Regions from separate parts of the Homo sapiens genome. Here region 1 is linked to region 2. Evidence: chromatin loops called from intact Hi-C (ENCODE). Cell type or tissue: Caco-2. All regions are shown on one strand. Links, peaks and the distances in the headings refer to the core of each region. The heading gives the core; the rest is flanking DNA. Region 1 holds the start of SLC46A1 (solute carrier family 46 member 1). Region 2 has its middle 86 kb from the start of TMEM97.

The links. Hi-C counts contacts between places; a loop is a spot of excess contacts. Peaks named below come from ENCODE experiments on the same cell type or tissue, not always from the same donor. Only the 100,000 strongest peaks of a DNase experiment are listed, where the experiment ranks them.
Region 1: it touches region 2 in a loop (3-fold over the local background); 11 of 110 quality-filtered maps call a loop at or near these places.

The regions. Positions count from the first base shown.
Region 1 is chr17:28,406,096-28,409,004 of GRCh38, forward strand. It overlaps SLC46A1 (solute carrier family 46 member 1), which reads right to left and starts at 117. Exons shown (of 5, transcript NM_080669.6): 1 at 1-117. The coding sequence starts at 19. RefSeq lists a silencer at 1-298 and an enhancer at 2,272-2,909. In Caco-2, for the core only: a CTCF peak has its summit at 1,574; DNase peaks (open chromatin) are centred at 196, 1,216 and 1,866; H3K4me3 peaks cover 696 bases.
Region 2 is chr17:28,232,001-28,234,909 of GRCh38, forward strand. No RefSeq gene overlaps it. Among named protein-coding and RNA genes, the nearest start is that of TMEM97, 86 kb to the right of the region's middle. In Caco-2, for the core only: CTCF peaks have their summits at 1,451 and 2,299 (motif pointing right); DNase peaks (open chromatin) are centred at 2,051 and 2,667; H3K4me3 peaks cover 561 bases.

The DNA.
Region 1 (2,909 bases), core at 75-2,574, 170 kb after region 2:
GGCTCGCGCTCCCCTCCATGTGCGTGCGCGGCGGAGCTGTCGCCAGGCGGGCGGCGGGGCGCGCGAGCGACTCGCTGCCTGGGACCAGCGACGCGTGGCGTGGGGCTTGCGCTGTCTGCGCCTGCGCCCGGCGTCCCTCCTTAAATGTCCGGCGGGGAGGGGCCTGTGACCTGAGGCCACCGGACTCTCGCCGCGGGTGCACCTGGCTGGGCGTGGGCCAGCGAGGGGCCCGGCACCCCCAGCCCGCGGGATGACCTCACCTGTAAAGTGTGCGTAGACACCGCCCTGCAGCCCTCCCTCCCGGCCCAGACACACCACAGATAACAAGAATATCAACAATTAACATGTATTGACCACTTACTATGTGCTGGGCACGGTATTAAACCCTTTTTGTGCGTTGGTCTCCCGATAACTCTACAGGCTAGCCAATATTAACCATCGCTATCTACCGCTGAGGAAACGAGGTCATCGGGTACTCAAGGCAGAGCTGGAAGAGCACATGACTCCTGATGCTGCTGATGTTCTGCGCTGTAACAGAGAGGCAGCTGGAGAGGATCGGAGTGGGCTGAGCCCAGCTGCCTGGGTTGGAGCACCTAGGCTCTGCCACTACCTTCGGCATGCCACTTACCACCCTGAGCCTCTGTTTTTTCATCTGTAAAATGGAGTTGCTAACAAAACATGTCTCAAAAAGTTGTGGAAAAGCAGTGTCTGGTATATTCAAAGTGCTATTATTGCTATTAACAGGCTGTCACGTCTGGGAGTGGTGGCTCACACCTGTAATCCCAGCACTTTTGGAGGCTGAGGCGCATGGATCGCTTGAACCCAGGAGTTCGAGACCAATCTGGGCAACATGGTAAAACCCTGTCTCTACAAAAAATACACAAAAATTAGCCAGGCGTAGTAGCAGATACCTGTAGTCCCAGGTACTCGGGTGGCTGAGGTGGGAGGATCAATTGAGCCCAGGAGGCAGAGGTTGCAGTGGGCTGAGATCGCACCACTGCACTCCAGCCTGGGTGACAGAGCAAGACCCTGTCTCAAAAAATATAAAATAAAAATAAAATAAAAAACAAGCTGTCACTTGCTCCACTCCTGCCCTAGGATCTTTTCCTGGGAAACTAGTCTTGTTTCTGGGGTCAGGCAGGGCCTGGCTCTGCAGTTCCCTTAGAGAAGATGGGGGAGGGCCTGGGAGGTCCTTGGGTGTGAACCTATGCTCCTGGGTGGCTCCCATTATAGGAATTAGGCCAGAAGGCAGTCACCTGCTCTGCTGCTGAGGAGGTCAGACCCTGTCTGGGCCTCTGTTTTATTGCCTGTAAAAAGGAACAGCATTACCTTCCTTACTCCCCTATCTTTCATTCATTCAGCTCATTTACTGAGTGCCCCTTACGTGCCAGGCACTGTGCTGGGGGACTCCGGGACCACAACAGGAAAGGAAATAGACAAAGCCCTCACCAGGCCCGTTAGTTTCTAGAATGGTGGGAGAGGAAAAATAGTCAAAGAATCCTACTAATTGATACAAAATTCCAACCGTGGAAAATAGTTTTGAACTCCAAGGGTGCTAATTCAGGGGCTGGAGGTAGGGGGAGCAGAATCAGGAAAGGCCACCTTCCCTGAGAACAGAGCAGCTGAGTGGGTTTCTGGAGGCAGGTCCTGACAGGCCTGATTCTTGGGAGGATGGATGGCTCCAATTCTGGCCACTGTGACTGTGCCTGGGCCTGTTGGAGCTTGTTAGCTACCCCACCTCCCCTGAGCCAGGAGTCCGAGACTCAGGATGGGTAGGTGCTGGCTAGATACTAGTGAACTGAATAACCTCCCCCTGCAAGCTGCCCCCACCTGTGGTCCCCTAGAGAGAGGAAATTCCACATTAAACATTCAAGCCTCTGGATTGGCTCCACTCTCCTCCCTCCCCTTCCAACTCCTCCCTACCACTTACACAAAAGCTTGGCCCAGTTAGGTCAGCTGCAGTGAGGGAGGGGTACTTGGCTAAATCCTTGGAATTATTTCTTAGATAAAGAACTAAGGCTAGGAGAGGCCAAGGTCCCTCATCAGGAATGGGACAGGGTGTGGCTCATCCCAGAGCCAGAGCCTGCAGTACCCACTAGGGTAGAGGTCTTTTCTAACTCCTTGAAAACAGCTGCAATCAGGTCACTGGCCTGCTCAAAACCATCCTGGGCTTTCCATTTCGCTCAGTGAGAGCCAAGTCCTTATGAGAGCCCTAAGGCCACCTACCTCTTCTCTGTCCCTCTCCCCTGCTTTGTCCCCCTCAATCCTTGTGCTCAAGCCATGCTGGCCTCCTGCTTTAGGGCCTTTACACTTGCGGTAACTACTACCTAGAATGCTCTTCTGGATATCTGCCTGGCCGGCTCCCTCACTTCCTTCAAGTCTCCACTAAAATGTCACCTGACCCTCCTATATAAGCAACTTCCCTCCTTCCTTGCTTCCTGGCACTCCCTAATCCTTTACCCTGTTTCATTTTTTTCCATAGTGTTTATCACCATCTGAATTATAACTTTCTGGTTTCTTTGTTGTCCATCTCCCTTTACTAGAGGTCATGATGGCAGGGACTTTGTTTTTTCATCACTACCATATCCCCAGCATCTAGAATAGTGCCTGGCGTGTGGTAGATGCTCAAAAGACGATCGCTGAATGAACTCTCAGTCTCAAGGAGAGGAGATTCCGCAGCTGGAGTCCCAGAGCATGTGGAGAGGGTTGCCAATGTTGAGCTGCACTGTGGAGTCCAGAGCCCAAGAATCTCCACCTAGAAGGAAGCTGAGAAATCACATCTCCACCCATCCAACCATTTAAAAGACAGGGAAACTGAGGTCCAGAGGGAAAGGTGACTTACCCAGAGAGAGCTAAAAAGTCCTGCCTGTCAAATTTCTACAGGAAAGGAGAAGCTATTGCAAAGGAAA
Region 2 (2,909 bases), core at 262-2,761:
TTTCTTACAGGGATGATAAAGACTTTCCCTTCTCTAGCTATACAGTATTGTCCAATAATTGAGGTTTTTAGGACCCAGAAGTTGCTAGCTTGGGCCTTCTGAACTGGAATTACATCAGGAGCTGGATCAGTAGGCACCAACTCTCGGGCTTCCCAAGGCCATCGGTCTCCGATAGTGGTTCCCCCGCATACATAACAAGAAGTAACATTAAGGGAATGAGCTACATTTTCTGCTGATTGGATAAACAAATTTTTTGTCTTTTTCGGAAGTTCTGGTGCTGGCAGATTCAGCTCCTCATAAAAGGTTTGAAATACTGGCTTGGGAGAGCGCTTGTGGACCTCCCCTCTAATTAAAATGGCAACTTGGGGGTTTAACCCCGTCCCATCGATCCCCAGGGTTACACGTTCTCCCTTTTTCTAATGGGGATCTAGGGGATTGGTAATTATTAGTTCTAGTGGGTTACAGTGACCGGCAGCACAGGAAGGGTTGGCTTCCCCCTTCTGAAGATGAACCGGGTCTTTTTTGTTCTTTTTCCAAGTAGCCCAAATAACACATGGCCAAAAGGCACAATTTTCACAATCCCCTGACTCATGACAAACATATTTATTTTCTACTCTGTAGCTCCTTTCCCAGTTAAGAGAACCACATTCTGTTCCTAGTTTGTTACTATTAATGGCTGCACAAGCATCAAATCTTAAAATTATTTGTTTGGGGATTCCTTTTTCTTCTGTTCTAGTTATTATTTTACTTGTGTCACCTAGGAAAAGGCTAGTTCTTAATCTTGTTTCAAAAATGGTGGTTGCAGGGGGCTCAGATGGGTTATAACACACATCAGGTGGGTCATTTCCCAGGCTACATACCTTGTACTGAGTGGCATTATACAAACAAGTTTCTTTTAACATTCCCATATATTCATAATAACTATAGAACAGAAAGATTGTTTTAATTTGCTGTCCTACCTCAGTGACCTGATGAATACACTGGGAACAGTCCCCAGTTTGAGTAAGGTCAGTTGAAGCCCTTACTGTGTAAGTCCAGAATTTAAGAAAAATGAATCCCACGATGAGCTTCCTCATGCTTCGGCCGTGCGTGGACCAGTCAGCTTCTGGGTGTGACTGGAGCAGGGCTTGTCGTCTTCCTCAGGGTCACTCTGCAAGGGTCGTCTGGGCTTGGTCTTGCCTCCCAGGTTTCAGGTGCTGCAGGTTTTACACGGCTGTGGTGGATCCAGGCTGGGATTCCCTCTACCTTCACAGCGGTGGGAGTGGTCAGGACGACAGACTACGGTCTTTCCACCGTGGGCACAAAGAAGTTACGTTCCAGTCCTTGATCCACACTCGATTACCTGGGGAGAAAGGGTGAACTGGGGAGAATAAGCTAACAGGGCATCTCTCATTTACCCAGGCTGAGATTGTTTGTGTAATTTTTCCTAAAGCCTGTAGTTGTCGCTGTAACTCAATTTCACCTAACTCTCGGGGAGTGCCTGGAAGTCCCTGCAATATGGGAGGGGGCCTATGATACAATATTTCATAAGGGGAATATCCTGTTCTTTTAGAAGGGGTACATCTAATTTTAAATAATACCATAGGGAGAGCCTGTATCCATTTTAATCCTGTTTCCTGACATACTTTCCCTAAGCTATTTTTGATAGTCCAATTCATCGACTCCACCTTTCTGGAACTCTGAGGCCGGTAGGCAGCATGCAGTTTCCATGTGTTCCCCAATACCTTTGCCCTCTTCTGTACCAAGTCAGCCACAAATGCTGGCCCATTATCTGAGCCGATCCGTAAGGGCAGTCCAAATCTAGGAATAGGATCTCGAAGAAGCACACAGGTTACTTCACGAGCTTTCTCAGTTTGTGCTGGATAAGCCTCCACCCACCAGAGTAGGTACACACAAGAACTAGTAAATACTTGTTACCTCCACACTTTGGCATCTCTGTGAAGTCCACCTGGACATCTTCAAAGGGGGCTGCTCCATAAGCTTGTATGACGGGCGGAACAGCTGGACCTTGCTTCGCATTATGCTTTGGGCAGGTAACACACCGCTGCGTCACCGTTTTGGCAAGGGCTGACAAATGCAAGATGTAGAAATACCGGACTAACAACTTTTCAAGTGACTCCTGGCCTAGATGGGTGGTTTTATGCACAGCCAGCACAACTGCGGCTCCTAGCAGCTGTGGCACAGCTTCTCTCCCATCTGGTAACCGAATCCATCCTTCCTCCATCACTTGTCCTCCCTCTGCCTGGAGAAAGTCCTTTTCTTCTTTAGAATAAGTAGGTAAAAGATCAGGCGCTTGAGGGAGCAGGGGTGCTGTGACTGATGCCCGGAAGGGGGCAGATGCTGCTTTTCGAGCCTCTAAGTCAGCGCGGGAATTCCGCAAACCCACCAAGGTGGAAGCTCGCTGGTGTCCTCTGCAATGCATAACGGCCACCTTGTGTGGTTTCCATACTGCTTCTAATAATTGCAAGATTTCTTGTTGATATTTTATGTCCTTTCCCCCAGAGTTCAATAGGCGCTTTTCTTTATATAATGCTCCATGCACTTGAAGGGTTAAAAAGGCATACCGAGAGTCAGTGTAAATGTTGACAGTCTTACCTTCACTGAGTTCTAAGGCCTGAATGAAAGCAATGAGTTCAGCTTTCTGGGCTGAAGTGCCCTGGGGCAACGATCTGGCTTCAACAACAGTGCCCAGGGTTACCACCGCACACCCTGCAAATCTCTCTCCTTGTGGGTTGATGAAGCTGCTCCAATCCACGTATAGTTCCCAGTCTACTGATGCCCAAGGCTGGTCCCAGAGGTCAGGTCTGCTAGAGTAAACTGAGTCCAATACTTCTACACAATCATGCTTGACAGGGCTCTCTGATACCGGGAGCAAGGTAGTGGGGTTCAGGGTGTTACAAACTTCAGTG